Regions from separate parts of the Homo sapiens genome. Here region 2 is linked to region 1. The links are chromatin loops, found by intact Hi-C in ENCODE. Cell type or tissue: sigmoid colon. All regions are shown on one strand. Each heading gives the region's core, and the rest is flanking DNA. Links, peaks and the distances in the headings are about the cores only. Region 1 holds the start of LOC124900681 (a long non-coding RNA gene). Region 2 overlaps DHX15 (DEAH-box helicase 15).

Evidence for each region. A loop is a pair of places that touch in the nucleus more often than their neighbours do. Peaks named below come from ENCODE experiments on the same cell type or tissue, not always from the same donor. Only the 100,000 strongest peaks of a DNase experiment are listed, where the experiment ranks them.
Region 2: a loop joins it to region 1, with 3 times the contacts of the local background. A loop is called at or near these places in 8 of 110 quality-filtered maps.

The regions. Positions count from the first base shown.
Region 1 is chr4:24,463,810-24,479,022 of GRCh38, reverse strand. It overlaps LOC124900678 (a long non-coding RNA gene), which reads right to left. Exons shown (of 4, transcript XR_007058074.1): 3 at 11,698-11,787; 4 at 9,697-9,772. It overlaps LOC124900681 (a long non-coding RNA gene), which reads right to left and starts at 5,759. Exons shown (of 2, transcript XR_007058077.1): 1 at 3,725-5,759; 2 at 688-1,023. It also overlaps a transcript of PPARGC1A not described here. RefSeq lists a silencer at 5,766-5,905 and an enhancer at 7,287-7,788. In sigmoid colon, for the core only: CTCF peaks have their summits at 2,634 and 5,892; DNase peaks (open chromatin) are centred at 5,992, 7,242, 7,772, 8,652 and 2 weaker places; H3K4me3 peaks cover 4,332 bases; H3K27ac peaks cover 536 bases; H3K27me3 peaks cover 1,036 bases.
Region 2 is chr4:24,543,863-24,559,075 of GRCh38, reverse strand. DHX15 (DEAH-box helicase 15) reads left to right here. Exons shown (of 14, transcript NM_001358.3): 4 at 2,666-2,825; 5 at 4,133-4,351; 6 at 10,054-10,221. Among named protein-coding and RNA genes, the nearest start is that of MIR573, 31 kb to the right of the region's middle. RefSeq lists an enhancer at 5,318-5,886. In sigmoid colon, for the core only: CTCF peaks have their summits at 7,214 and 7,415 (motif pointing right); no DNase peak of the experiment used is centred there; H3K27ac peaks cover 41 bases.

The sequences.
Region 1 (15,213 bases), core at 2,384-10,383:
GGCACAATCTGGGCTCACTGCAACCTCCACCTCCCAAGTTCAAGCGATTCTCTTGCCTCAACCTCCTGAGTAGCTGGGATTACAGGCACCCACCACCATGCCTGGCTAATTTTTTTTTTTTTTTTTGGTATTTTTAGTAGAGATGGGGTTTTACCACGTTGACCAGGCTGGTCTCGAACTCCTGACCTCAAGTGATCCACCTGCCTCAGCCTCCCAAAGGGCTGAGATTACAGGCGTGAGCCACCGTGCCTGGCCTTAATTCCCTATTTTCTTTTTACACTTTCTCTCACCTCCACTCCAGCCTTTCACCAAGTGATCGAGACATGTCCAGACATTTAATGATTTGATGCAACAAACAATTCAAATACAGCTGAGATGTTTGCCTCCATGAGAGTCAAAAACAAACAAACAAAGAAAATCAAGATGTACCCTGATCAATTACTCTGTTAAACAAATTGGCAGCTGCTTCTGGAAGGGAAGAGACTCCCAGTGAGGGCCAGGCAATGAAAGGATGTGGCTCTGAGCTCTGTCCAGCCATAGATGCTATTTGCCACTGTACAGCATGGTGGTTAAGAACCCTAGCACATATGGAATTAGGGTTGTATGGATCTGAATATTACTCCACACTTGTTAGATGTGCGATCTTGGCCAAAATGCTTAACTTCTATAAATCAGCCTCAGACTGGCTTATAATGAGGAGACGTTTATTGGCTTACACACTTAGAAAGTCCAGGGAGGTGTCTAGCTTCAGGTTGGGCTGGATCCAGTTACTCAAAGGATCTAAGTCAGGAATCTGCAGTGCTTCCTCTCAGGCTCTCTTTCCTTCTGAGCTGGCTTCATTCTTAAGCAGCTGGGTTCATTCCGGTGGGAGTCAAATGGCCTGGAAGAGCGCCAGGCTTACACATTCTCCCAGCCTTGCTCTCCCAGCAGAGAGAGCACGCCTCTCTATGGCTCTGGTGAAAATCTCTATGGCTCTGGAGAGGCAGAGCTCTCATCCGGTCACCTGGGGTCCCCTGCACATCCCTGGAGTGAGAAAGTGAGGTCAGATCACTGAGACGGGGAAGGGAATGTTTCTCAAAGGAAGAGCAGGGGGCTGTTCCCAGAAGAGGGAACCGACACTAGCTGGGTAAAAACAACAGATGCCACTCCTCACTCTCAGACTGTGTTCTCCTGGGAGAAACTGGAAATGTAATCGTTCCCACTTCATAAGGTTTTGGTAAAATTAAATGAGTTAATGTTTGTGTCGCAGATGCTGTTGGTCCCAACTCAGATCCGCACAACCCTGACCATTTCCACGCATGACCATTTCCATGAATTTCCCAGATTCCATCAGCAGCAGCACCCCGTTGCCCGAGGACTTACTCTGGCTGCTAGACCCCACTTTGCCTGTGCTGGCCACAGGTGGGATGTGCCCGGGAGTGACCAACACCTAGGAGTAGCCTTCCACTGAGGAGCTGGAAGATCAGCAAATACCCCAGCCCCTCACACTTCCAGGAGGGTCAGTCTAGACTGTGCATTCCACACTGCCTCCCAGAGGGTCCCAAGCAGAACTAAACTCTTCTTACCCAGAGTTGCACTCCTTACAGCCTCCTCCACTTCTTTCTCTCATTTCTCCTACTTCCTTACCTGTGTTTCCTAGGGTTACCTCCCAAATAAACAACTTGCACTCCAATCCTTTTCTCAAGGAAGCCCAAAGCAAAAGAGATTGTTATGTGCTGTATATCATGCCTGGCACGTTAGAAGCATTCACTAAGTTATTTGTTATTATTACTGCTGTAGCTGTTTTGAGGTTCATTTCTTCTTCAGTTTCTTTTCTTGATTTTTTTTTTTTTTTTGAGACAGTGTCTCACTCTGTCTCTCAGGCTGGAGTGCAGTGGCATCTCAGCTCACTGCAACCTCCACCTTCTGGATCTAAGCGATCCTCCCTCCTTAGCCTCCCAGGTAGCTGGGATTGCAAGTGTGCACCACCATGGCTAATTTTTGTATTTTTAGTAGAGACAGGGTTTTACCACGTTGGTCAGGCTGGTCTCAAACTCCTGACCTCAAGTGGTCCGCCTGCCTCGGCCTCCCAAAGTGCTGGGATTACAGGCGTGAGCCACTGCGCCCGGCCCTGCCTCAGTTTCTTTTTGCATTAACTGTTGCACCCTCCTCCCTGGCCTTGGCATCACGTGTTTTCCACAAAAGGTAACTTCCTCTTCTGTTATACATTCCTTTTGCCCTCCTGACATTTCCGTGTCTCACAATTTCTTAATTTTAATCTTTCCCCAGGGTAATTATGATTTCGATGAGATGTAAACTTTTAAACAGTTTCAAAGTAATAGTGGCAACCCCAAATCCTAATAGACCAAACACTTGTTGAGACTGTAAACTTCTTGAAGGCAGGAATGATATTGGTTTTCACTTTGCCTCAAGTTAACACGTGTTTGCATTCAGAATGCTTTTTTAAATAAGACAAATTAACAGACTTAATAAAGGAAAGAGATGGAATGAAATCGACTTCCTCTGTACATTACATCTGCTTCCCATCTGCAGTTTTAGCCAAAATGATCATTTTTTATTCACATCTACAAGAATTTGGCCTCTTGCATCTGCAGAGCTGAGCAGTCATTCACTAAATGACACCCTAGTGGTACGAGAGTGTTAATGCACCTCATTTATAAACAAGGAAAACACCCCACATCATCTGGACTATTAACTAATTTCCAATACAATATTAATACAAAACTTATTTCTTGGGCGGAAAGTATTTATGAATAAAGATGGATTTGTCACTAATAGGATGATATCAGTTCAACAAATTCCATATTTTCAAAGTGACAAATTGTGACTTGGCAATATGATAGGGGAATACATGCAGAAGAAAGTTTGGTTTGTCTTGAGAGAAACAACCACAGCGGATCTGGAAATCAAAAGCTTTCTGTTTTGGGTTTCCATCTTCAGACTTCTGAATACTGCACAGCAAGGAGTTGGCAAGGTGGCTGGAGTGATCTTTTCTCAATGAGCTTATGGCTCCCTCTGCTTCCCAAGGGGCTGTCTCCATCTGTTCTGGGCCCCGGTGAGGGTAGGGGGTGGGGTGGCAGCTTGTTTTATGTTGCTGAGAACTAGCAAACAAACCTCCAGGTTACTGTGGTGATGCCAGGTGAGCAAATCTATCAAGGAAGGCAGAATTCTTTTGGGGTGACAGAGCTGCCAGGGAGAGGGGTAAGCAGGGAAGGAGGCATTTTATCAGAAAACTATTCAGGTGGCCGTCTTTGGGGGCTTTCCTGTTGAAAAAAGAAAGAGCTGGAGACTTGAGGGGAAACAAACGTTTGAGGCTGGAGGTGAGACTTTTATACAGTGTTCCCCTGTTTGTGCCCAGAGGAGGTTCTTTTAAACCTGTTCCTGCCTCTTTATCCCTGGATGCCTCTGCAGGCCCTGGGCCTGCTAGGTGGATCCATGTATCTGTTTTCCTGTGTGTTTGTTCAGGGAAAGAGAGGCATGAGCCAGAAGTCTTTGGTTCAAGACCCAGCTCTTCCACTTACTAGCTGTAGGAAGGAGGGGGAGTTGGGGAGGGGGGTCTTTCCTTAAGCCTCAGTTTCCTGGTCTATTAAAAAAAAAACTAATAATTGCTGCCTAACAGGGCTCTTGTGGACAGTGATGAGCACATGCAATCAATTTTTAAATTAAGACATTTCACAAATGTACACTTGACATCAACTGGGGGGAAAGGGTTGGAATCACTTACTCCATCTGGTATGCAGGGGGGAAATGTTCATAGAAGAGCAGGCCTGTGATGGGCTCAGTTAGATCTGGAAGAAAGAGGTAGGTGGGGTCACAAAGTTTAGGTTCAATTTCTATCACTTTGTAGCTGCAGGACCTGGGTTAGGTTATTTAGCATCTCTGAGCCTCTTTCCACATCTGTAAAATGGAGATAAAGAGTCCTGATTCTCCCAAAATTGTTGTGAGAAATGAATCCATTTATCCAACAAATAGATGATGGGATAACACAGACAGAATGAACTTCCATTGGTGTGAATGTGGGACCTGAGCTAAAATCAGGGAATCAGTGAGTGGCTGCAGGAACAGAATGTTAACTTGGGCTAACGTATGTATGAAAAGCAGTTTACAAAGTGGACATTTCTATAATGCTCTGTATAAATGTTATTTAGATAGGAAGCCTAAGAAAACACAGGCATTGGGCCTAATTTAATATTTTCTGGTCTCTTTACATTTAATGTTTATAGGGGTGGGACTGCAAGGGGATTGAATTAGGGGCAGTATGAAGAATTCCTCCCTTCTTTTTCTCAGCCAGGAGACACAGGAAACAATAGAGGGAACAATGGAGAAGCCCCTTTATTCAATATTGGTGAGATCAGCACCAATTTCGATAACTGAATAGAACTTCTGTGTGCCTAATACTTTAAAAAAACTATTGTAAGTTTGAAGCCAGGTCAGTCAGCATTATTTGGGCCTGAAGTTAGTACGTAAAATTTCATCTTTCAATGTTCTCTCCAACATCAATTTTTAGAAAAAATATATCCCCCCCTTATAAAAATCTACAGTGGCCAGTGTGGTTAGGCACCACTGATTTGAAACAGCATTCTTCACCAATCCAGAAAAGAGGATGGTGACCTATTTTTTTTTTAAAGATCATTTGACATGCCTTTGAAAAATAAGTCAATCTCAGAAAAAGAAAACAGGTATTTAGCCAGAAATGTTTTCTGAATTTCTACCAGGAGGCATGCTATTCGCAAGGATGAAGGAACTGTCTTTCTAGAGCCATTCTTTGCTCCTGTTTTATTTCCCCTCTGAAATCACTAGCCGACGTTTCTGACATCACTGGGTTGCTGTGGAAATGTTTATTTCACAGAGGATTTCGACCTCCAGTGGGGAATTTACAAGTGGAAGTGTGAACTCTTGGAAAAACACAATTGGTTTGAATAAAAATAGGCAGCATTTGGAAACGGGATTCAGAAAGAAAACAATATAAACTGCCTTTAAGAGGTTGTTTCAAGTCTTCCTGCAAGGATTCAAATACTTTTAAGAGCATCTTACACAGATATGCTGGTTTTTATTTAAATTTTACTTTCTATAAATATCTGTATAAAGAGTAAGGGGAAGCAAGTAAAGAATGTCTTCTTGCAGAAAAAAAAAAAACACACCTTTCAGCCACCCAATTATTAAGACTGAAAGATTTGGTTCTAAAATACCATTTTGTGAGGAGAGAGAGAAAGACGACATTATATCCGTTTACATTTTTATATCATATAATGGACTTTAGAGAATAGCTCCCTTTAAATAATTGTGACTCAAGGGGCCTGAGTTTTAGTGCAGAAGCTACAAAATCCATTTTCGTTTTAAACTGTTAAATCAACAGAACGCCAAACTAGAGCCTTTCTTCCTGCTGGGGCAGTATTGTCCCCTAAATCCACTTTCCAGTCCTCTCAGCCTAGCCTAGTTTGATGTAGCATTGACTTAGCTTAACTACAGCAACCGGCAAAAGGAAGTGGGTTTGCATTTGGAATGGGAGGAGGCAGGCACCGGTGTGTCTGTGCCTGCGTGGACACGCGCGCGGGGGGGCTGGAGGGATCGCGAAAGCAAGAAAAGCGGGACATAGCAACTATGTGAAAATAATTTTCCAGTGGCTGGAAGAGGGGTCTCTGCATGGAAAAGCAATTTTAGGAATAAAAAAAAAAATCTTCAAACAGGGCGGAAGGAAGGCTTGCCAGGAGGTTGCCGGACGTAGCGGGGGGGTGGGCGCCTGTGTTTTTCCTCGAGCATTTTTCCTCTTCCCGGGCTCAGGGCGGCCCACTCCCCACCCATCCATCCACCTGCCCGCGGCCTCACCCGCGCCCCCTGCCGTCCCGGGACGCGCATGGCCCGGCGGCTATGGCGAGGAGGTCGGAGAAGGCGGCCGGCCGGCCGCGGGCTGCAAAAGGTCTGGCGGCGTGGTCTGATTTAGTGGCCGGGGCTGTAGTACAGGCTGTCCCCGGCAGCCGGCGGAGTCAGCGCGCCCACGTGACGGCCCCGGCTCTCCGGTGAGCTCCCCAAACAGACGCACACCCAGCCACACGCGCGCGCTCGCGCGCGCGCACACACAACACACACACACACACACACACGCACGCACCCCCGCGCGCACACGCCCGCCCGCTCGCGCTGCCTCTGCGCCTCCATCCCGGCTCGCTCATTATCTCGCCCTCTCGCTTCCCCTGCGGTCTCTCGCTCTGCGCGCACACACCACACACACGCACACGCACACACACGCGCGCACACACGCAGCCGGCACAGGCGGCGGCGGCGGCTGCCCAAGTCAGGACGAACCTATCTAGGTACCGTCTTGAGAAGGCGGCAGCGGCGGCGGCGGCGGCGGCGGCGGCAGCCCGAGCATCCCTCCTCTCCCGGAGAGGGAGCACCGCCGAGAGTTTCCGTTCCCTTTGCCATTCCCTTCCCCCTCCTTTTCTTTTATTTTCGAGAGAATTTCTTCTTGGCTTATTGGTTTAATTTGATTTTTAAAATTTTGGGTTGCTTTTGTGTATGTGTGCTTTTTTTTTCTTTCCTCATTTTATTTGCATCCAGAGCATGGCGGGCTGCGGGCTGTCGGAAGACACCCTCTTCTCTTCCTTCTTTTACAACTACGGCTCCTCCTGGGAAACCCCTTCCAACCAGGTAAGGGGTGGCTCGGTGCCGGGCGGCGTCGCGCCCCTTGCCCCCTGCCGCGCGCTCACTTGGTACTTGGTGGGGAGGCAGAGGCTCGGGAGGGGGTGGGGAGGATGGGGGGCCAAGTGGGTCGCACTGTCTGGGTCAGCGCCAACCGGCGAGAGGAGATACCCCCCCTTCCCCCATCGCTAGCTTTCCAGTCTCCAGGTTCTGTCGCGTTCCTCCCGTGCCCAATCTGCCATCGACACCTTCCCCCACCACCTCCCAGCCCAGCGGGAACCCGAGAAAGAGGCAGGAGCCGGCGCGTTACCCCGAACAACTCCAGGCAGAACCAGGGAACTCGAGCGCAACCTTCCCCAAGTCGCCGCGGGCGCCGCGCCCCTGTGCGCCCGGCGCCTACCCGCCTTCCAGTTGCGCCGAGGGGCTGCAGAGCCGCAAGCCCCCCGCGACGTGCTGTCCCCCCTCCACTCCCCTCGGGGCCCGAGCCGCCTCTTTCCCTAAAATGGCTGCAATCTCAAGTAGAGGCGTCCCCTGACCCGCGGAGGTGGGGGGGGTGGGGTGCAGAGTGGAGCCTCCGCTCCTCCTGACCCCGCGCCTCCCCTGGGGCACAGAAGCACCCCACAAACACACTTAACTTTGATGACTGTGCAATGCAGTCCGGCTGCATCGTGCCCTAGACGCTCCACGCCGCCGGCCTGTAGGTGTGCGTGTCGGTGTGACTCGGGGGGCCCAGGGACGCTGGGGGTAGACGCCGGAAGGGGGGCGTGGAAGGAGATGGATGTCAGCGGGCCACTGGTAACCTGGAGAGACAGGCATGTGCTCAGGGTCTAGGGGTGAAAAAGCTATTCTGGGAGCTGGAGCGAGAAATAGAGAGAGGAAAAATGCCTTTTAATTAAATAACTGTTGTAGTCTGCTGCCCCCACCGCTTGTTGGTGAAAGTCTACAGGCATCTGTCATCTCCAAACTACGCGGGGAAGTAGAGCTGGGGTCGAGGGAGGGGAGGCATGTGTGTACGTGTATGCGTGTGTGTGTGTGTGCACGCGGGTGTGTGTCTGTGTGTGGGTGTGCGCGCGCGCTCGCGTGTCTGGGCTGGGGAAAGTTGGGGCCAGAGGAGCGGTGGAGGAGCAATGGTGAAAGGCATTAGCTACTCGGTGGGCGGTCCAGGGCGCCGGGGATTCCCGGGCCCCGCGGAGCGCGCACCGCGGGGGGAGCTGGCCCGCTAGGGGTGGGGGGTGTCGAGGAAAAGAGCTCCGTTCAGCCCGGCTCGCCTGGCCTCCGCGGCGCCTCTCCTCCGGAGCCCGCCAGCCAGCCTCGGCCGCTTGCGGGGCTGCCCGCCGCGCTCGCCGGCGCTGGCGCGCTCCCTCCCGGGCCCGGGGCGCAGCGCGTTCCTGCGAGCTCCCGGCAGAGAAGACAAACCCCGAAAGCAACCGAAAAATGTTCGCCGCCGCCGCCTCCGCATCACCCCAAGTTTCCAAGAAACAAATCGCCAAACTACTAGCTGCCAGGTGAAGACCTCTCCGGCGTGGGCTCTCCAGAAAGCGCTGCGGCCATCCGAGTGAATAATACATAAGGGCCGCCCGGAGCCTTGGAGAGGCTCCCGCCGCCGCGGCAGCAGCAGCGGGAGGCGGCGGCGAGCTCTGGGCAGACCGTCGGGCCGCCGCCGCGGGTGGGGGCGTCTGGGCTGCCCCCGGGAAGTACGCCGGCCGTTCGGGCGGGGCGGGAGGGCAGCCCAGGCGCGCGGAGTGAGGATTCGCGGTGAGGCAGCCGGGAGACACGAGGCCTCGCTGCGAGTAGAAACTTGCAGGAGCTACTGAGGTGGTCGGGCCGGCGCTGGAGCTGGGGGCCTGGAGAAGCACGATCGGGGCCCGGAGGGTGCCCGGCTGCCCGTGGCCGGCGCCGGTGGCTTCCTTCAGGCTATCCTGCCCCGCCTGGCGGGCCTTGGGTGCTCTCCACGCTTCCTTGCATCCGCCCAGGATTGCCGAGAGCCAACGACCACTCCGGCTCCGCAAACTCCAGCTCTCCAGGAGCGGGCGTCCGCGTGCCTGCCTGTGTGAGAGAGTGTGTGTGTGTGTGTGTGTGTGTGTGTGTGTGTGTGTGTGTGTGTGTCTGTGTCTGTCGATGAGTCAGAAACCAAGCCCTGCTCGTCTTTGAGGACTGAGGCGGGTACGAAAGGCTTGAACCACGCACCCGGTACAAGCCCGGCCGGCATTCGGGCATCCTCGGCAGCGCCGCGCCCCCCAGTCCTGGAGTCAGAGGCGTTAGGACAAGTTTCCAGGCGCGTGCCTCCGACCTGCACCCCGGGGCCGTGAAACTCAGGCACTTTGTATTCCTCCAAAGGAAGAGAGGAAGGAGACTTGGGTCTAAGGAAGCAGTGATACAGCTTTGCAGAGATGGGAGGTTTCGCAGCATCTTTAACGAGATAGAAACAAGTCATTTGAGAGCGTTTAAAAGCGAAGGGCTGCGGCTGGATTTCACAAGACAGGCAATCACGTGCAAACTCCTAGGAAACCAGAGGAGGTGGGAGAGAGGGACTGGATGGGGGCAGGTTTGGAGTAAAGGAAAGAGAGAACCATTTGCGGAGGGGGGCGTTTTAAAAAGAGGAAAACTACCGGCTTCTTCAGGTAAAGTTAGTTTAACTTGAGGTGGAAAAGCGTTTCCCCAAGAGGCAACATCTTTCTTCTAGAAGGGGATACTCATGTTGCTAAGAAAATCGAAAGAATTTCTGATAAAGCAGCTGGCTCTGCTCTCTGGAGAATGATTGGCTCTCGGGCTGGTATTGGGTACTGTGCTACTCTTAGTGCAGTGAAATTGTATGGTGGGGAGAGGAGATTATTTGAAGTATTGATTTCTTCTTCCAGTGGTGTGGTATGAACTTTAAGATAAAGTACAGAAACAAATGAGAGATGTACATCATTAGGGGAAGGTGCGTCAGATGCTACCGAAGCTTTAATCTCTGGTGGTAAATGCAGCCGGGGCAGTGAATCTTACCAGGATTTGCGGTTTCCAACACTGCCACAATCTCCATTTTCAGAGATGAAGAATACATGTGCATAACGGGCCTTACTGATCTCCAGTTTGCATTTTCAGCATTTGAGCATGGGCACATGTTTGAGAAACCTGCTCCTAACTGTTCCTAAGAAGAAAAAGAATACAACAAAGGCGATACTTTAAATCTCATCTTGGACTCGGGCAGAGCTGCTATAGGAAGGCCTGGGCCAAATTTGCAAGAGTGAGACTTGTTCATGATTTTACCCTGATTGCTGCCAAAATGCTTACATATCCTGCGTTTCCTAAAAATGGCAATGTTCTTCAGATATAATTTGTTTACTCTACCTCAATTAAAAATCCTTTTCCTAGTGTTATATAGTGCTTATGAAGGTAAGCGTTGACTGTACTAAAAAAAAATCAAGCTTTTTATTTCTAGATCAATATGATGTGCTCTCAACATCTAATACCATGTAAAAGGAACCTTTCTGCAACATCAGTAGCAGGCAGGCATGTCTCCCTAAGAAGCTCTTTTCCTGGAATCACAAGGCATTTTGATTACTTTCATTTTCACAAGAAACATGATTATGACGCCTCTCGTTATAAACAAGCAAGTAAAAAAAAAATAATGAAGATGGAGCTTCTTGATATATAGACCTGGAAAATTGGAAACAATGAGGGTGTTTATTCATTACTGAAAAACAGAAACACAAACAAACAACAAAAACCCAGCCACAAATCATCACTGACCAGGTTTTTACTTGTTCTGTGACATTTTATTCTTGAAGCTGGGGAGGGAGGGGTGATTTTTTTGGAGAGAGCCCAATGTGTATTAGAGCCGAAACTACATCTGTTACCATTTAAAAACTGGGAAATTTCGTCCTATATCTGAGAGGACCATGTTGCAGATATTTTGCACCCACTTGCCAATGTGCAAAACATATCATAGCAAGTGTGTGTGTGCGGGGGGGAGCATCTGCTTAGGTGGAATTCATTTCTTCAATTAGAATGAAACCCCCAGTTAAAGTGTATATGTGAAATGTCTCTGATTTGGCTCAGTGCAGCAGACAGCAGACCATTCTTTAATTTACAGTTTCACGCCTAGGGATGGCAGTAGTGCAAGCTTCCAAAACCGAGCTTTATCTTTTGATGTTGTGCTTTTCAACCTGTGATTCTCTCCTGTAGTTGTTTCGGCTTCCTGTCTCCATCAGAAAGCTGACTGTGGAGTGGTTATTACTGCTTGCAGTTTGGACCCAGGTCACCTTATTAGCTGTCACTATGTAAGCCCAAATCGAAGCAGGCCAGGTCTGTATGATATTGAATCAATCAATTGAAAGTGAAAAATGGAGCCAATTAGCTGACTGCTCGAGTGTCCATGAGGCCAGACATCTGACTTTACTCACCTGATTGACCAGCTTTTTGGTTACTGGGTAGCTTAACCTGAGGCTACGTAAAAGACATTACCACGAGGCTTGACCCTGCTTTTTAAACTTTTCTTTATCTGCTCCCTGCCCCCACCACTTCCCAAATTTTCCAGACTAGAAATATAAAAATGGCATCTTCATAAGGGAACTATCTTCTCAGAGTAGGCAGTGACTGTTTTGAATTAGCCAGTACCCATAATTCTGTATACTCACTGTGTCTTCTCCAGCAAGGTAGAAGTTTCAGTGCAGAATCATTAATGGACGTGGGTAAGTTGTCGAAAGCTTGTGCTGACTGCCCATTTTTTTTTTTTTTGGCTTGGCATTACCTCCATGAATATGGATAGCCAAAGCAGAAAGCAGCCCACTGAGGAACACTTCTTTTCCATTCAGTCCAAATACCATAAAGAATTCAGTGTTTTTTTTTCTTTCTTTCTGGACATTTCATAATTCTTAAAGTGGTGACAATGTTGGCATCCCCGGAGATGAGCCAAGACTTGGGAATGTCCTCCATTTACAAAGTTGTTAGATAGCCAATACCTCAAAGTTCAAAAAATATCAACTGGGCTTCTATACCTTTTCAACATTTTTATTTCCCTGAAGATGTAGTATGAACTGCAAAAGAGTTTTAAGTGCATTTCTACGTTCTTACCTTAAATAAATTTTAGAAATCCTCCTGTAAATCCAGCTCACAGAACCCCACTTTTCACATAACTCCAATTTTTCTGACTTTGGGTTTCTCCTAGGGGTATAGGAGAGGAAAAGAGTTTGTTGCAGGTCTTCCAATAAGGCTGGCTTACTTAATGCATCAGCTGGAAAACATTGTTCGCTTTTCTTTCCTTCCTTCCTTCCTCCATCCCTCCCTCCCTCCCTCCTTCTCTCTCTCTCTCTCTCTCCCTTTCTTTCTTTCTTTCTCTTTCTTTCTTTTTCTCTCTCTCTCTCTTTCTCTTTCTTTCTTTCTTTCTTTCTCCCCTTCCTTCCTCCCTCCCTCCTTTCTTTCTTTCTCTTTCTTTCTTTCTTTCTTTTTTTCTTTTTCTTTCTCTCCCTCCCTTCCTTCCCTTCCTTCCTTCCTTCCTCTTTTTTTTTTTTTTGCTGGTGTGCAGTGGTGCAATCTTAGCTCACTGCAACCTCCACCTCCTGGGTACAAGCAATTCTCCTGTCTCAGCCTCCTGAGTAGCTGGGACAACAGGCGCACGCCACAACGCCTGGCTAATTTTTGTATTTTAGTAGAGATGAGGTTTCACCATGTTGGCCAGGCTGGTCTCGAACTCCTGACCTCGGCCTCCCAAAGTGCTGTTTTTCGCTTTTCTTTGTAATATATGTAAACCTTAAACTTGGTAATTAAAGAGCAGTGACAATGACTAACATTTATCAATTGTTGTTCCATATACTTTATAAATATTTGACTCATTTAATCTCCATAACAACATATGAGGTAGGTACTTTTACTGTTATTCCCATTTTATAGATGAGGCAAACAAAGCACAGAGAATTAAGTGACTTGCCTAAGGTCTCAGCGCTAGTCAGGGAAAGCTGGGCCCTCCACCAGACAGACTTGTGCCAGCTTCCTCTTCTTATCCCCACTGTACTCACTTTCTGCTACAACACAGAAGAAATTGTGTGGCCACATGTACATTTCTGGCAAGTTTGGCAATGGTGTCATTTATTTGCCAGCTTTGTGAAATAGTGAATATCTCCTTTGTTTGCCCAAGTTTACCCACTTTCTTTTATATAACCAGATAGAATTCTTTTTGATGAACGAGGTGAAGTTGTCTCTTTTGGTGGAATCAACCATAACTACCTGATGCTTTTTGGACTAGATGTTTGAGTTGACCATTCTTTTTGGTTTGAATGGTAGATCTAGCCTGAGAGATAGACAGGGCCTTCTAAAACAGAATAATTATGGTTTAGTGGGGCACTCATTCCAAATGTACATGAATATCAATAAAATATTCGACAGAAGAAATATAACTGTGAGATACATGAATAGAATAATTTTATAATCATTCAGATGTATCAAAACCCTATCATATATATAGTGAGGGATACACTGTCATGAGCTAATCCGTGTCACTTTCCGCTTGTGCTACATATAGTTACATTTGAGATTTAGGCTGAAATTTACCTTTCTCATCCCGGCCATGTTATAACAGGTATCTTCTGTACTGAATCATGCGCCTAACATTTATGTCCATCATGAACTAATGCCTTTTAGTGGTTCAGCCCTTATTTTGTGATCTTCCAAAATACAGTTGTGGGAAGCGGAGGGAAAACATTAAATGTCAGTAGTTACAGCAAGACAGTCTCTATGAAGAGGGCAAGGAGTTTCTCACTGCTTTCACGTTCCTGTAGCCCTAGCGGAAATGTAAAAGTGCAAGGCTTGCATTGGAATGAGAATGGGGTCACCTACCCCTTGTATTCATCATCAAGGAAGCAGAACTTCCTTCCAGAGAGACCATAGGAAATCAATGATCACACTTTGCCAGCGAAGAGGTAAATGTGTACAGCAGACGGCATTAAATAAAAGGGCAGCAGAAAAGTGATTTACTCTAGAAGGCAGTGTGACTTTTTGGTCCTTTTGAAAAATTCACCTTTTTGATATAATAATTATATTAAAATGTTTCTTTCTTTCGGATTCTATGTTTTAAAAAAAGAAGAAAGGAGAAAATGCCATTAGGTGGTATTACATTATTTTCACATGAAGATCGTTATTTCAACAAAGCAGTGTCTAGAATATGGTACCAGATCCACCCCCACCCTTTTTGTGTGTGTTAATAAGGGTTGACTATATTTATTGAAATTTACTGATTTTGCCAGAGCACGGTTTTTCGCACCTGTAATCCCAACTGCTCAGGAGGCTGCGGCAGGAGGATTCCTTGAGTCCAGGCGTTCAAGACCAGCCTGAGCAACACAGGGAGACCCCCATCTCTAAAGAACAATAAAAATAACCAGGTGTGATGGCGTGTGCCTGTAATCGTAGCTACTGACCCCATCTTTAAAAAAAGTTACTGGGTTTATGTGCATTTATGCATTTGTTCGGTGTAGTTGCTGAAGCAGAGGGGAAGCTTGCTACTGGGGGAGGCTCACCTTGACCAGAAGAGGTTACGCTGGGGTCTTCATACAGGAGAAACATGCGGTGGAGGGGAGGAGGGAAGCGGGCAGGGGAGGAGATGGTTGATGCAAAGGGAAATGTAGATGTGGAAACTTAATGGAATGTGGAAGAGCAGGTGTGTAGTTCTAATCTGCTTCCCCTCTGTAGTGTGCACGTCTGATTGCTTTGTGAGCACGTCTTCTATAGATTTCAAATAGAGAGCTGCAGGTAATAGCTAAAAGCCCAGTGAACGTCTGGCTTCTTTGTGGAAGAAGACAAGACATCCATGTAATCTCTTGCCTGAAAGAGTATTAGAAAGTGTGTTGGTTGTGTAATAACAAGCAAAAAAGATGCAAAGAAAAAGAAAAAGCTAACCAACAACCCCTACACATTCTGCTCCAATTTATTATTTCCAGTAGCAGTTTAGTCCCTAATGTTAACAATGAGTGATTATGATTCTGTAGTTTCATTTACAGCATAAATTAGCATTTTGTTTTCTGTTACAGCTTTTGAATGAGGAATTATAATGTATAATTTGCTGAAAATAGATGTTATCATCTCTTAGGATGAGAACAACCACATAAACTTGAACAAATGATAAAAATGGAATCAATTACATTTCAAATGGAAGTAGTTTACAAACCTCCAAATACAAAGTGGCAGTAGTAGCTGGTTATTGTAACAAATAATTAGTTTTTTTAAACAACATTTATTGAATTCCACTGACAATTTGGTAATTGTTCACAGTTGGCTGTAGGCCTCCCTCTCCTAAAATGAAATGTGGCATGGAACAACTGCATTTTATAAACTGTAGTTTGCCTCATTATTTAATGTTGCAACCAGAATGTATATTTATTTGCATATATAACCCTTTCTGAATAATAGGGAAATATCAAATTGAATAAAACAATGTCACCAAGCCTAGGTGACAGGTAAACACCCAAGGGCTGGTGATTGAGAGTATTGTCAGGTTCCAAAGAAAGAAAAGAAGCAAACAGTCAAAATGGATATGCGTGCATGTATGTTGAAGGGAAAACATTTTAAATGTTCTATCAAATAGGCAGATCATATTTTTAT
Region 2 (15,213 bases), core at 3,767-11,766, 79 kb before region 1:
TTGTCTGAAATTTATAACTTAATTACTTCTGCAAAGACCCTATTTCTGAGTAATGTCACGTTGATAGGTACCAGAGGTTAGGACCTGGGCATATCTTTCGAATAGCTTTTTGCTATGAAATTTGTACGTACAATGGGTTCCTTTATCTGGGACTTTGTGAAGAGTGTGTTAATGTAGGAGAGACTTAGGACTGGGAATCAGTACAGTGATACCTAGTCTTAGTAACTGGTTTTGAGAGTCTGGAAAAGTTGACTACGGTTTTTTTCGTTTTCTTCACTGGAAAAGAAGTAAATTTGACTATATCCTTGAGACCTTTGAAATTTTGAAATTTCATTTTTCTTGAAATTATTCATTGTACAAACAGCAGTATCCCATATTAACTGGTGATGCAAGAAGTAATTAAGTGCAGCACCTCATGGAATGGGATCACTGGGTGATGATCAGTATTGAGGAACCATTGGGAATTGTCTGGATGATAGAAGTTTTGGCCATTTAACTAAGTACTTGCAATATGCATAGTTAATAAAGCACAATAAAATATTTCCATTAATCTAATTTATAATATTTATAGTCTGCCATCTGTAACATTTCTTCCCTTAGAAAAATAAAAAGGAATGTCTGTTGGTTAGCTCTGCTCCATATTGTGATTGATTAAAGCTTGAGGAATGTGAGGAGAAAAAAGATCAAAATAAAGAAGGTGACTTTTAAAACTAGTTTTAAGAAGTTTTCAACTTAAAGTCATATTTTATCATTTCTGTGACTTTTTTCTCAAGTTTTTATTGTCTGAAGTTACAATGTGTCTCACAATCTACTGAGGTCTTGTAGTTGGTGGCAGTTTGGTTATTATTGCCTGTGAATGCTTGAACTCGATCTAGCTGTACATATTTTCACCTCAAATAATGTGAATTGTTGGGTCTGTATATACTGAGAGTATTTGCTAATTTAAATGCCTTCAGAAATATTAAATATTACACTATGATTCCATGTTGAAATGAGCACTGAGTATCAAGAGGCTGGGAAATGGAGCAATAGGGTGTAAATATGCTAGTATTTGAGCAAATGTTGGAAGAGTAACCAATCCTTTTTTTTTTTTTTTGCCTTGCAAATCAACAGACCGCTCTATTGAAGCTAAGAGAGGTAACTCACAAATAGAGGAAGCTGTATGTTATGTTCTGCTACTGAGATCATGTACAAGAGTATTGCCTCTCTCGTGTCTGTGATATATCGGAAGACAGGAAAAATTACCAAACGTCCTCAGATCAAAGAAATTTCAAAGCAGCTAAGGGCTATAGTGTTGCTGATTCTTGCACTATGCTTTACTGTCTTTAAGGCACTGAGTCATAATTTAATTGGCAGTGTTTTTTCTTTCCTGGTCTTACATAAAATAACCTTATAGCTAATGCTGTTTGTCCCTCCCAGGAATGTGGTAGTTTATTTTTAAAAATATGACCAAGGACAAGAAGCATAAAGCATATAAATGAGTTAAGATGGATTTGTTTGCCAATAGTTTATGAAATTTAGAATTAAGTTTAGGTGAAATAAAGAGAATTCACTTCTTTTTGTTGTACACTATCAATTTGCTGAACTTAATGCTCCAGCAGATGGCATGAGCTAAAAATATCCAGTTGGTCCATGAAAGATTAGGTTAGACTAATCATAAAAAGAGCCAAAATGGTGAATTCATAAATGATGGCTTCAGATTTTTTAATACCACTTTTAAATCCGTAAATAAAATAATGGGTTTTTATCTAACTGGATGAGCTGTGACTTAAGCATCTAAAGGCATCCTGTGTTTTGTCCAGGTGCCAAAAGGAAGATAGTTGTTTTTCATAGTGACATCAGTAACCAGTGTGGAATGGACAGGAGATAGCTGACCCCTGCAAAGTTATACAATCTTGACCCTTGATCTCATTGCCTTCATTCTTACGTGGCGCCTGTCTTGTGATAACTGGAGTCCATATTAGCAGCCTTCACTTGAGCCATCCCTAACTAAGCCTGGTTTCCCTTTTTGGTTCATTGATCAATCTGACGTCATTTGTTTTTATCTTCCATTTATGTATCAGCATTTGTTTAGTGTTGATGCTGCCCCTCAGTCCCACTTCTTTTATTATTGAATTCCTTTTGTGCTTTAAGATTATTTCTTTGGGGTGGGAGGACTCACGCTTTCAGCCCTTTTGAACCAAGAGCCTGTTGTTAGCTTATTAAGTAAGGAATTGTTAAGGCTTAACAAAAAATGTTTATTTGCATGTGGTAACATTTTAGTGGTGTGACATGAAGCAACTTAAAATGGTTTATTAGATTTTGCGTGTTGAATATTTGTATGTTTTTAAAAGGTTTAAGAAATTGAAAATGACGAATTTTGCCTTGGCATTCATGTGAAACCATGTGATCATTATGTTCCATAATTGGTCATATCATGTCTTCCCAGTACATTTCAGTATTACATTTTTCAAGAATTGATGAAGCATATCTTGTTTCATTGTATACTCTTAAAAGATTTTCTTGAAACTTAATTTTGCAATTGATCATGAAACAGTAGCACATTTGTTTGGGGCAGAAGTTTATTTTTAATTTACCTTATGTCTTTGCATTTCATTTTTGTCACGAAGTTTGGTTTTAAAATGACCTAACGGAACCTTTAACCAACATGTTCTTTGGAATATAGGTATATGACTGATGGGATGTTACTTCGTGAAGCTATGAATGATCCCCTCCTGGAGCGTTATGGTGTAATAATTCTTGATGAGGCTCATGAGAGGACACTGGCTACAGATATTCTAATGGGTGTTCTGAAGGAAGTTGTAAGACAGAGATCAGATTTAAAGGTGAAGTAATTTCTTCTCTCCATTTAACTATATATGTGTGTATGTGGGCATAAAAATGGGGAATACATACTGATCAATAACCAACTGTAAGAAATCACCTGTAAAAGAAGGAACTAGTAAGTACCTTCTTGTTTTGTTTCTGCTTTGCTGTGCTTTCATTTTAGACTTTATTTCTCCCCCTTTATAGTAATGCATTTTTAAGCCCAATCTTCTCAATTTGTAACCCACCTAGTTCTTTTATAATCTAATAACATATATGTGTAACTGTGCTACTCACTGTACCCTTCATTAAGTACAGAGGCTTATTTTACTTAAGGATCAAATCTTTCTCCCTCAGATCCATGTCCTTGTCTCATCACAAACACCCATTGTAACTTATAATGCTGGAGAGTGGAAATAACTATACACAGGACAGGCAGCTCCTTAGAAATGTAGTCACTTACCCTCGTGTATTACTTCTTTCCTCCATACCACATGTACCTTGGCCCCTGTTACTGTATTGATTAAGGGCCTAAAACTATTTTCTGACATTTTTGTCCCCCAAAGTCTATGATGTTCCCCTTTTTGCTGTGTTGTGTGTGTATACTATTCATTGGAATGTAGACTCATCCCTTGTTGATACAAGTGTTATAGAAGGGTTCATAGCCTGGTGACAGAGTGAGACTCTTAGCAGAAACAAACAAACAAACAAGGGTTCAACACTGGCAAGAAAGATTCTGGGTCTTTAGAAAAAAAACTGAGGCCTGAGCATGTTTTTGTTTATACAAATTAGATCAATGCTTTAAAAAATATATTTAAAGAATAATGTGAGTACTATCATTATTTATTAAATTTATTGTGCTACCAAGGTTTTAGTGAGAACCTGAAAGTAGAAATTAAGAACTCTTATGAAACTTTTTATGGAGGAACCTTTTTATATCTGGTCCACTTATTTTTTTTTTTTGCATTTTCTGTTTTTTCCTATTTGCAAAGTTTTGTTTTAATAATGGTAGCAATAATTATACTGCATATTAATGTTTTCTTTTAGCAATCTGAATTACATATAATTTTATAAAATCTGATTTTAAGGTATTTTATGAAGAAATGCTGTAGTTTGTGCATTTATTTTTTTTCTAAATTTTTAAAAATGTAAATAACTTTTACTATAGTTCAGCCATTATGTATTTGATTTTTCATTTACAGTTTATTTGAAGGTTTTCATGGGCATTTTTATAGCTGATATATGTAGAATAGTAAATATTGCTATACTGTAAGACCATGTAAGAATCCTTGAAGACAGCTTCAAATAATTTACTGTTTTCTTTCAGGTTATAGTTATGAGCGCTACTCTAGATGCAGGAAAATTCCAGATTTACTTTGATAACTGTCCTCTCCTAACTATTCCTGGGCGTACACATCCTGTTGAGATCTTCTATACTCCAGAACCAGAGAGAGATTATCTTGAAGCAGCAATTCGAACAGTTATCCAGATTCATATGTGTGAAGAGGAAGAGGGAGATCTTCTTCTTTTCTTAACTGGTCAAGAGGTATTGTTTTAATTTTCTTCATTATTTAGCTTTTGACATACTGTTTCTAATATGCAGCAACCTTAATCATAAGAACATGTTAATCATATTTTTTATTTCAATGTTCTTCAACCTGATTGTATTAATATGTAAAATATATAACCCCTTTTATCTGCATACTGTAGGAATACTTCTGTATACCACTAGAGTTTGTGTTATAATTATTTTAAGAGTGTTAAATGCTTTTGGAATTTCAAGATTTTGCAATTGTAGTTTAAGAGATCCCTGGGATATAAGTGCTATTATGCTGAAGCATGAATGTGCATCACAGCTGCTTTGAAATCAGGTTATCTTCATCAGTATTTAGCTTGTGAGTGAACTTGGGTGCCTATTCATCATCAAAACACTTCAGTTTGGTTTTGTCTTCCCATATGCTCATGAAATTTGGGAAGGATTACTAAAAGTTCTTAGTTAGAATTTACTTCATTTAAAATTTTATTCTCAGATGTAGCATTTCTTTTTTTTTTCGAGACGGAGTCTTGCGCTGTCGCCCAGGCTGTAGTGCAGTGGTGCAGTCTTGGCTCACCGCAAGCTCCGCCTTCTGGGTTCACGCCATTCTCCTGCCTCAGCCTCCCAAGTAGCTGGGACTACAGGTGCCCGCCACCACACCCGGCTAATTTTTTGTATTTTTAGTAGAGACAGGGTTTCACCGTTTTAGCCAGGATGGTCTCAATCTCCTGACCTCGTGATCCACTCTCCTCGGCCTCCCAAAGTGCTGGGATTACAGGCGTGAGCCATCGCACCCGGCCAGATGTAGCGTTTCTAAGCTTCTTTTCAATAGGGTGTTTATAGGTGTGCTGTGGAATACCTGAGTGGCTAAATAAATTCAGAAGCTATTTGGATAATACAAAGTTTTAAAAAGCCTTTTACGAAAGGGTTTTTCTTTTTCTTTTTGGGGGTGGGGAGGGAAGACAGAGTCGCGCTCTGTCAACCAGGCTGGAGCGCAGTGGCATGATTATCGGCTCACTGCAACCTCTGCCTCCCGGGTTCAAGCGATTCTCTTGCCTCAGCCTCCCAAGTAGCTGGGATCACAGGTGCCCACCATCACACCTGGCTAATTTTTTTTTAATTTTTAGTAGAGACGGGGTTTCACTATGTTGGCCAGGCTAGTCTCGAACTCCTGACCTCAGGTGATCTGCCCTTCTCGGGTTCCCAAAGTGCTGGGATTATAGGCGCGAGCCACCACACCTGGCCCCAAAATGCTTTTTTGATGGCATATAAACAGCATTTGTGCTGTAATGTAGTATTGAGGCTGTTGGGATAATCGTTTTGTCCTCTTGTGTCTGGTCTCTAGTTTCTCATTTCCTCCAAAGTGCATAGTATATTTTTATTTTTATTTATTTTGTTTTATTATTTATTTATTTGAGATGGAGTTTTGCTCTTGTTGCCCAGGCTGGAGTGCAGTGGCGCGATCTCGGCTCACCGCAACCTCTGCCTCCCAGGTTCAGGTGATTCTCCTGCCTCAGCCTTCCGAGTAGCTGGGATTACAGGCATGCGCCACCATGCCCAACTAATTGGTATTTTTGGTAGAGATGGGGTTTCTCCGTGTTGGTCAGGCTGGTCTTGAACTCCCAACTTCAGGTGATCCACCCGCCTCGGCCTCCCAAAGTGCTGGGATTACAGGCGTGAGCCACTGCACCTGGCCATATTTTTATTTTTTAAATCACTATTTAAAATTGTCATCATTCTCAGATAACATAAGCGTATTGAGATTCTATCAGAAATATCAAATGGCCTCATGGTTAAGGACCCGAAAGGTTTTTCTCTGAGACAACTTTGTGCGGTATTTTCTGTGAATCCCACAGCTGGGGAAAGGAAGGGAGTAAGCCGAAGGGTTTTCAGATGTATGCTAGAGTGTCTTTCATGAAATAAAATGCTGCTCTAGTTGTCAGCTGTTTTTTTGCATACCATTGCTTCTTTAAGTTATCTTTAGATTCCCAGTCTTGAATTTGAAGAGTTTTGGGGAGAAGGTAGCAGAAAACCTAACGTTTTGTTTACATTTCATTTGTTGTATTTAGTAGTAGAGCTGGTCTAAAGTAAATATTACCTTCTCATTTTTGTGAACCTTCATTATTTTTACTTGGTAAGTTAAATGCAACTGCGAAATCAGTACTCCTTTCTTCATAAATTTGAATAGCCTCCATGAAATTGAGTAATCTCATAAAAATTTAAAACTGGTTTTTAAGAACATATTCTGACCACTAAATAAAAGTGCTTCTGTAGTCACATGAGTTAATTTGGGAGGGAGAGAGAACAGTTTAAAGTGTTGCCTAGATAGTAATTAGATAAGAGTGATTGTAATTAAATAATTTTATTTTTAATTTTGCTTAGTAAATTTTTTTTTCAACATGCAGTGAGTTAATTGGTAAGGTCCAGATTAATTTACTAACATATTGCTGCTTTTGGAGTTAAAAATCTTTTCTCAAATCAAAAACTCCTGAACTGTCTGTCTTTATTCTCAGTATTGCTAATGACTAAGCAGATGGCTGCTGTTGAAACTTCTTTTCCTCCACTACCTGTTTCTGTTTATATTCTGATGAATGCAGATAAGTTTTGTGGCATTCTCAGCTGATAGTGTTGACTTCTTGGAAGTTTGGCAAACCTCAGGGAAAATTTTTATTGCAAGTTTTAAAGCTGTTTAGGACTTTATCTAAAAACTTAAGTGTTACGGGATTTCTTCCACATTTTAGAGATGCCTTTATATCCTACATAGTCATCATTTTGTTTTAGCTCCTTGCATACTTAGCAGATTGGGTAGTCTAATCTCCAGTAAAGTTGGAATTGTCATTTTAAAATACTGGAATCACAAAGCAAATGTCTAATTTAAGCACTTAATTTTTAATGTGTGAAATCTGGATATTTTGTGATTTCTGAGCATTTATTTTTCATTTATGTACAGTAAAATTAACAAAATTGCAGATACTCTTAAATGTTGGAATCCTAGTTTTATATTATGTTCAAATGTTTTTTAAGTTGGAGAGCTCTTAATTTTTTATTTGCATGCCAGCAGGGGGCATTCTAATCTAGATACAACATTTGAAAGCAGTATTTTCAAAAAATATTTGTTCGCTTTGTTATATTTTTTATTTAGATGAATAGCATCTACTTTCATTTTCTTTTAGAAACTTGAGATTTCAAAGGAGGATCTAGTAACATTGAATCTTTAATAGTTTTCTGTGTCACAATTTTTGAGACAGATAACCTTTAAAAAAAACTGATGTGTTTGAAATAAGTGAAAAGTAATTTATTTGTTCTTACTGTGTTTAAGAACGTTGTGTTTTTTGATATAGAGACACAGTTGGACATTAAAAAAATATAAAGTAAATGTCCTAAAATTCTTCCTCACCGTTTAGTATCATTGTCCTTTGAAAAAAACACGCACTTTGTTGACAAGGGTAGCTTCTGATTGGGTCATTTATTGGACAGGCTGCCTAGTGTATAATAAGCGTTTTACATACTTCTGGGTTTAATTGAATTAATACTTCAATAAAATTTAGAATACATTTGTCCGCAGTGCTGCCTTCCATTTTTAAGTTCCTTTGCCTCTCCCAGAGCTATCATACATAATCTGTCTCTCTCTTTTTTTCCGTCTTGATATTCATTATGTCTCCTCTTGAATGCACATGTGTTAGAATATAGTCATGTGCCACATAACAACGTTTTGGTCAAGACAAACTTCTCAGATAGCTGTGGTGCTGCTCCCGTAAGATTATAGTGGAGCTGAACGTAACCTTGCAGCATCACAGCACAACACATTACTCACTGCTTTGTGATGATGCTAGTTCAAACAAACCTACTTTGCTGCCAGTTGTTTTAAAAGTACTATATAGTATGTACAATTATGTCCAGTACATAATAATAATGATAATAGGACATTGTTAGTGGTTTTTGTATTTACTATACTACATGTTTTATCATTATTTTAGAGTGTTCTCCTTCGACTTAAAAATGTTAACTGTAAAACAGGCTTAGGCAGGTCCTTCAGGAGGTGTTCTAGGAGAAGGCATTGTTATCACAGGAGATGACAGCTCCATGTGTGTTACTGGCCTTTGGAGACCTTCCAGTGGGTTAATACGTTAAGGTGGAAGATAGTGATATTGATGATCCTGACCCTGTGGGGGCCTAGGTTAAGTGTGTGTTTGTGTCTTTTAACCAAAAAGTTTAATAAGTTGAAAAAGTAAAAAATTTTAAATTGGAATGAAGCTTATAGAATAAGGATATAAAGAGAAAATACTTTTGCACAGCCATACGGTGTGTTTGTGTTTTAAGCTAAGTGTTACTACACAAGAGTCAGAGTTAAAATTTAGAAGTTTATAAAGTTAAAAAGTTGTAGTAAGCTAAGGTTAATTTAATGAAGAAAGAAAAATATATCAAAAAAAAGAAAATACATTTTTTTATAAATTTTGTATCGCCAAAATGTACAGTGTTTATGAAGTCTACAGTTCTGTACAGAATGTCCTAGGCCATCACATTCACTAAGTACTCACTCACTCACAGCAACTTTCAGTCCTGCAGACTTCTTTCATGGCAGATGCCCTATATGAGTGTACTGATTTTTACCGTTTTTTTTTTTTTTTTTTTTTTTTTTTTTGAGACGGAGTTTCCCTCTTTTTGCCCAGGCTGGAGTGCAATGGTGCAATCTCGGCTTATTGCAACCTCCTGCGTCCCGGGTTCAAGCGATTCTCCCGCCTCAGCCTCCCGAGTAGCTGGGATTACAGGCATGTGCCACCACGCCCAGCTAATTTTGTATTTTTAGTAGAGACGGGGTTTCTCCATGTTGGTCAGGGTGGTCTCGAACTCCCAACCTCAGGTGATCCGCCCACCTCGGCCTCCCAAAGTGCTGGGATTACAGGTGTGAGCCACTGTGCCTGGCGGTTTTTATCTTTTATACCATATTTTTGCCATGCCTTTTGTTTAGATGAACAAACACTTCCCATTGTGTTACAGTTGCCTACTGTTATTCACTTCAATAACATGCTCCTCAGGTTTGTAGCCTAGGGAGCAATAGGCTATACAGTTTAGGTTCGTGAATACACTAGAATGTTTACACAACAACAGAATCGCCTAACAAATTTCTCAGAACATATTCCTGTCAGTAAGCAACGTGTGACTGTAGTTTTCTGAGAAAAAAATTTGTAGCTGCCTAAGACATTTGGGTTAGCCTAGTTCTTAAATATCTGTGTTGATACTGTAAAGGTGTTTGTTCTCATTAGGCACAATGAAGCAAATCTTCCATATAATTGCATTAGTGATACGTGACATTAAAGCCTAATTGGCTTATTTAAAATGTCTAGCACATCAATTTCTTTTAGATTGTGAAAATTGAAAAGGTCGTGAGTGCATTTAAATATTCCTGAGTGAGAAATTTCAATTTTAGTACAATTTGTTGAGAATTAATTAGGAAATCTGACTCTAAGAAAAGGGGTGTGGAATGCAAATAAGGCAGTTATATATTCATTTGAATACAAAAATGAAAGTTTCTTGGATTGTTTTGGAAATCCCATTGAAATTTGCTAAATTAGTTTTGGTTACTAAATTGAAAACAGGGTATCCATGAAGTGAAAGAAGATGGCATACATAAAACAGACTGCATAGAACTAGGATTATAATAAATACTTTAAAATGTTTCAGTATTCGTTTTTAGACTCACTTTTATTTTGTAGGAAATTGATGAAGCCTGTAAGAGAATAAAGCGTGAAGTTGATGATTTGGGCCCTGAAGTTGGTGACATTAAAATCATTCCATTGTATTCTACACTTCCACCTCAGCAGCAGCAACGCATTTTTGAGCCTCCACCTCCCAAAAAACAGAATGGAGCAATTGGAAGAAAGGTAACATTAGAAATGCTCTTTATAAATATTTCACTAATAATGATTTATGAGATATAAACTGTATTCAGTTATAAAGGACTAAGTTATGGGTGATTGTGATCTAGGTTTTATACAACAAAATAATATCCATTTGTAGGGTTCCGCATATCTCTTGACCCTAAAGTAAGAATGAGTACTGCTTCTTCTAGGTAGTGCCTCCTTAGCAAATGGAAGATTAGTTAGGATGGGTTAAGAAAGGATGTTGGCCAAGTACTGTCTTTTCTCCTATTAAATCACTTGTTATAAAGTAAGCACTTTTTCTTTGGTGCCTTGGCCTTCTGCCCATAATTTTGTTTAAGGCTTCCCAAATGTAATGTCTATAGGTGTGAAATGTTGACCCTGTGCAGACCTCTAATAACAGTAGCACTGATCTGGCCGGGCGTGGCGGCTCAGGCCTGTAATCCCAGCACTTTGGGAGGCCGAAGTGGGTGGATCACGAGGTCAGGAGTTTGAGACCAGCCTGACCAACATGGTGAAACCCTGTCTGTATTGAAAATACAAAAAAATTAGCCGGGCGTGGTAGCGCGTGCCTGTAATTCCAGCTACTCAGGAGGCAGAGGCAGGAGAATCGCTTGAACCCTAGAGGCGGAGGTTGCAGTGAGCTGAGACCGCAACACTGCACTCCAGCCTGGGCGACAGCGCGACTCCATCTCAAAAAAAAAAAAAAAAAAAAAAGTAGCACTGATCACACTGCATAAGTATGTGAGTTCCTGGAATGCAGAAGCTTCATCTAGATCCTGTCAAACGGACAGGAACAAGATTATTTCAGCCCTATTTCTGAGATACTTTGTTGAGGGGCTGGGAAGACATCTTTGATTCCCCATCAGCAGATATATAGTCCCCATCAGCAGATAGATATAGATATAGATATAGATATATATATATATATATATATATATATATATATATATACACATACATACATAGAGAGAGAGAGAGAGAGAGAGAGAGAGACATATATGTCTTAAATATTTATATAATAAGTTAATGCATCCTCCAGGCAAAGCTTTAATTTTTTTTTTTTTTTAAACAACATGGGGTCTCACTATGTTGCCAGGGCTGGTCTTAAACTCCTGGGTTCAATCAGTCCCCCCTCCTGGGCCTCCCAAAGTGCTAGGACTACAGGCATTAGCCACTACGCCCAGCCCTCAGCCTGCCTAGTTTTCATTTGTCTTGAAATCATGTGTACTTTGTATATCTGTATTTGTTTTATTTTTAAAACGTTGTGTTTGTTTACCATTGAGTGAAACTGGTGTACAACAAAGATGTCCTGTTTGTGCATCCTTTTGTGTACTTCTCGTTTCATTGAGTTCTTCTTTGAGATATATGGGCCCATATTTACTACAGTTACACATCTGAGCTCTTGCTGTCGTTGAAGTAAATTAAAGTTTTTGTTTCTGTTTTGCTTTTTGTGTTTTAAATCCTTAGGATGCTGAGGAGAATTTTGTCTTACTGAAAAGAGTGACTCAGCAGTGGCTGGATATGTGATGATGGCCACAGCTGGTGATGGGCTCACTCTGAGGACTGATCATGAGCTTATAATTCAAAACTAGGGGCTATATTGCCACTTTGCCATCCAGTGATGGTGTTTCAGCCGAAACTGTAGGACCTCTTGCTGGGAAATCATGTTATCCTTGCCTTGAGTCAATTTCATCTTAGAGGTTGAGAAAAGCACTGATGTAGCTTCCCTGGACAGTCCTAGGGAGAGTAAAGGAAGACTTCCTTGGCAGTTGCTGCATCATTTTCATTATGAGGAAGAACATTCTGAGGCGCAGCATGTTAAGCACAAATTTAAAGTTTTCATACAAGCCTGGCTTATAGAGGAGGGATCTATACAAGTTTTACTGTTCATATGTAATTTTAAACTTACTGTTTGTGTCTAATTGTGAAAAAATATTTGATTTTTTTGTTAAACTGTTCTAATATAAGGATAGTAGCTAGCATAAAGCAAATATATAAAAGTTGAAAGTTTTTGAACAAATATAATACTTAATACAAATTTTAATTTCCATCAAATTAATTGTGATTCTGTATAACTTTATATTTGAGTCCCTTTTATAAGGCAGTGCCATTTCTTATTTCTCTATTAGTTTATGAAAAATAGATTTTATAACTTGATTGTGGTACTAATAAAAAACAGCCTTTTAAACATGTTACAGCACTAATGGTGAACGATTTCAAGTTTTTAGCAATCAAGAAAGGTTGAGAATGCAACATATATTTATATGAGGGTAAATATTTTTACCTCTTGATAATTTTTGAAGTTTATTCAAGTATTTGACTAAGTTAAAAGTTACAGTAATTCTTTACATGCATTCAAGTTTACTCTTCAGTAGATAACTTCTGCATTTTTTGACTGAGACTTAAAATTGCTATTTTGTGGATTTGGTTGTTATTAAAATACAACTATAATTATTTTTTAAATATTTAGTGTTCATTAATTTTGTTCATACAAATAGCTGACTTTTCTATAGTTGATCCTACATTTCGCTGATTAATATGGTTCAGAGCATACATTGCTCAGTGAAAAAGAGAAATGGCCCTTGTGGAGATGGTCCTGTAGTTTTAAAGAAAGACTTAATGATCCAGGATCTGAAGATAGCTTACTGTGGTGCTGCTGGGATGTTTATAAGCAAATAAGTTGATGTCCTTGTGTTGGAGACCACCACAGAGTTCCCTGGGGACTAAAAGTCCAAATTAGTTTAAATGCATTATTGTGTCCAGACAGTATTCAGGTAGGGCAAATGAAGTACTGCGAGTTCTACTTTGAAGTGGAGTTATTGGGGGCGGAGTGGGGGGAAGTGGTTCTATTAGAAAAAAAGTGAGTTCTATTAGAAGGCAGGTTATTGAGGGAGGAAAATTTACTCTTAGCATGTCCTGACAGTGATGCCAAGCTTTTCACCATAGGGTCTGTTCCATATTAGTCAATGCGGTTTGAACACTTTTTAAGGCTCTTTGAACGCTTACTGCAGTGTTGCAGTCTAGAAAGCATGTAACAATTATATTGATTCTTACTGGTCATAATGTAAATCCCTTGACAAATTCAAGGTCATTTTGTCTCCTGATGGGTTCCTGGTTGTATGGTGTGCCATTTACAATTAGAACATGGTTAGGGCTTGCCTCACTCAACTGCTGAAGTACCAAAGAAGCTTTTATCTTGTCATTTATTAGTTCGCTTTTGCATTGTGTGTGTGTGTATTTAGCCTTAGCTATTTTTAGTCCTTGAGAAAGGCCTAAAACTTGTGCTTTTTTGTTAAGGACTCAATTTAACACTTGTATTTTAGGGTTTGACTTTTGGCTGGCAATAGGCTCTTACTAATATCAATAATGACGAGGGTTTGCCAAGTTGGCATAAATCATTTGATTCTTAAACACTTGCAGAATCATGTATCCGCGAATTGTTAAGTATTACAGAATTTAATACACTCACCCAGACAAAAAACATACACACAGGATGAAATTATTTTGTGGAGAAAAATTAACTTTTTATAATGGTAACTAAAGAGTTGGTCACATGAGAAATTTTTATCACATTGTATTATGTTATAGAAGAAATATGTGAAATGTATTTTTTCCCAGAACAACTTTTTTAAAAGTGATTTTCTTCATAAATATTTTCAGAACTATGGTTTTCACCCCAGAATTCCAGAAAGCCAGAAGACGTCTTCTGTATTTACAGGCATGTAGTTGGTTCTGTATAGATTTGAGATAGGGTCTCAGTCTGTTGCCTAGGGTGGAGTTCTGTGCCATGATCATAGCTCACTGCAACCTGAACCTCCTGGACTCAAGCAGTCCTCCCACCTTAGCCTCCTCGGTAGCTGGGACTACAAGCATGTGCCACCATGCCTGGCTAATTTCTTTTATTTTTTTGTAGAGGTGGGGTTTTACTATGTTGTCCAGGCTTGTCTCAAACTCCTGGACTCAAATAATCCTCCTTGGCCTTTTTAAGTGCTGGGATTACGGATGTGAGCCACCATGCCTGGCCTATTCTGTATAGTTTATAGAGCATTTCCACATCCTTACATAATTTATTCCCTACAACCCTGTGTTATGTAGACTAAGTAATATGCAAGTTATAAAAGGAATACAAGCTTGGGGGTGTTAAAACCTTTCCAGTTACTTTAGCCACTCAGGTTTGATTGCTAGGTCTGCCAGTTACCTCTAAATTCATCGCTTCTTTAACTACAAGAAACTGACTTTCTAGAATATTAAATGCCGGTTATGCTTATTCAAGTTTCACCTGTTAACCTTATGTATGTCGTTGTTTGCTTCAGTTCTAGTTGCTGATTATTTTTCTAAATGTCCTGAAGAATGTATTTCAGCAACATCATCAAACCACATGTGGTTTCTTATTCCTTTGCTAGTTGTCAGTCTTTTCAACTGACAAAAGGAAACATTTTGGTTTTTGACTTGTAAATTATTCTGAAATACCCTCTTGGTAGATTGCTATTATGTTTTTAAATCCCTGAGGTTTCCTGTTAGTATTTTGGGAAGTCTACTACTTAGTAAATATGAAATCAGAAAATGAAAGTGTTAATATTAAGTAAAATAGTTAATGCAGCAAAAGCCTATGATTTTTAAAGCTATTTGATTTATAAAATTAAGTGTTTTTAAAATAAAATAGGGATAAATATAAATCTTTTCATTTTTTGTATGTGCCCATAGGCATTTCTCCCACATGTGTTTTTTTAAGATGGAACTTTAGTGCTAGTGCTGTTTCCTTCTCTCATGAGTAGGTCTTAACCTTACCGTCAAGGACTGTCCTAAATGCTATTATTTTTCAGTAAAGCTTTTCTTGACTTTGCTATGGAAGTAAACCTTTTTAAATTTCACAGTGTGTCTTTGGTGCCACTCACACTTTCTATCCATGTCTAATCATCCCTTACAAATGGTAAAAGCAGACTCTGTTTGATTCATCTTCTGTATCAATTGCTTGCATATACAGACATCTTC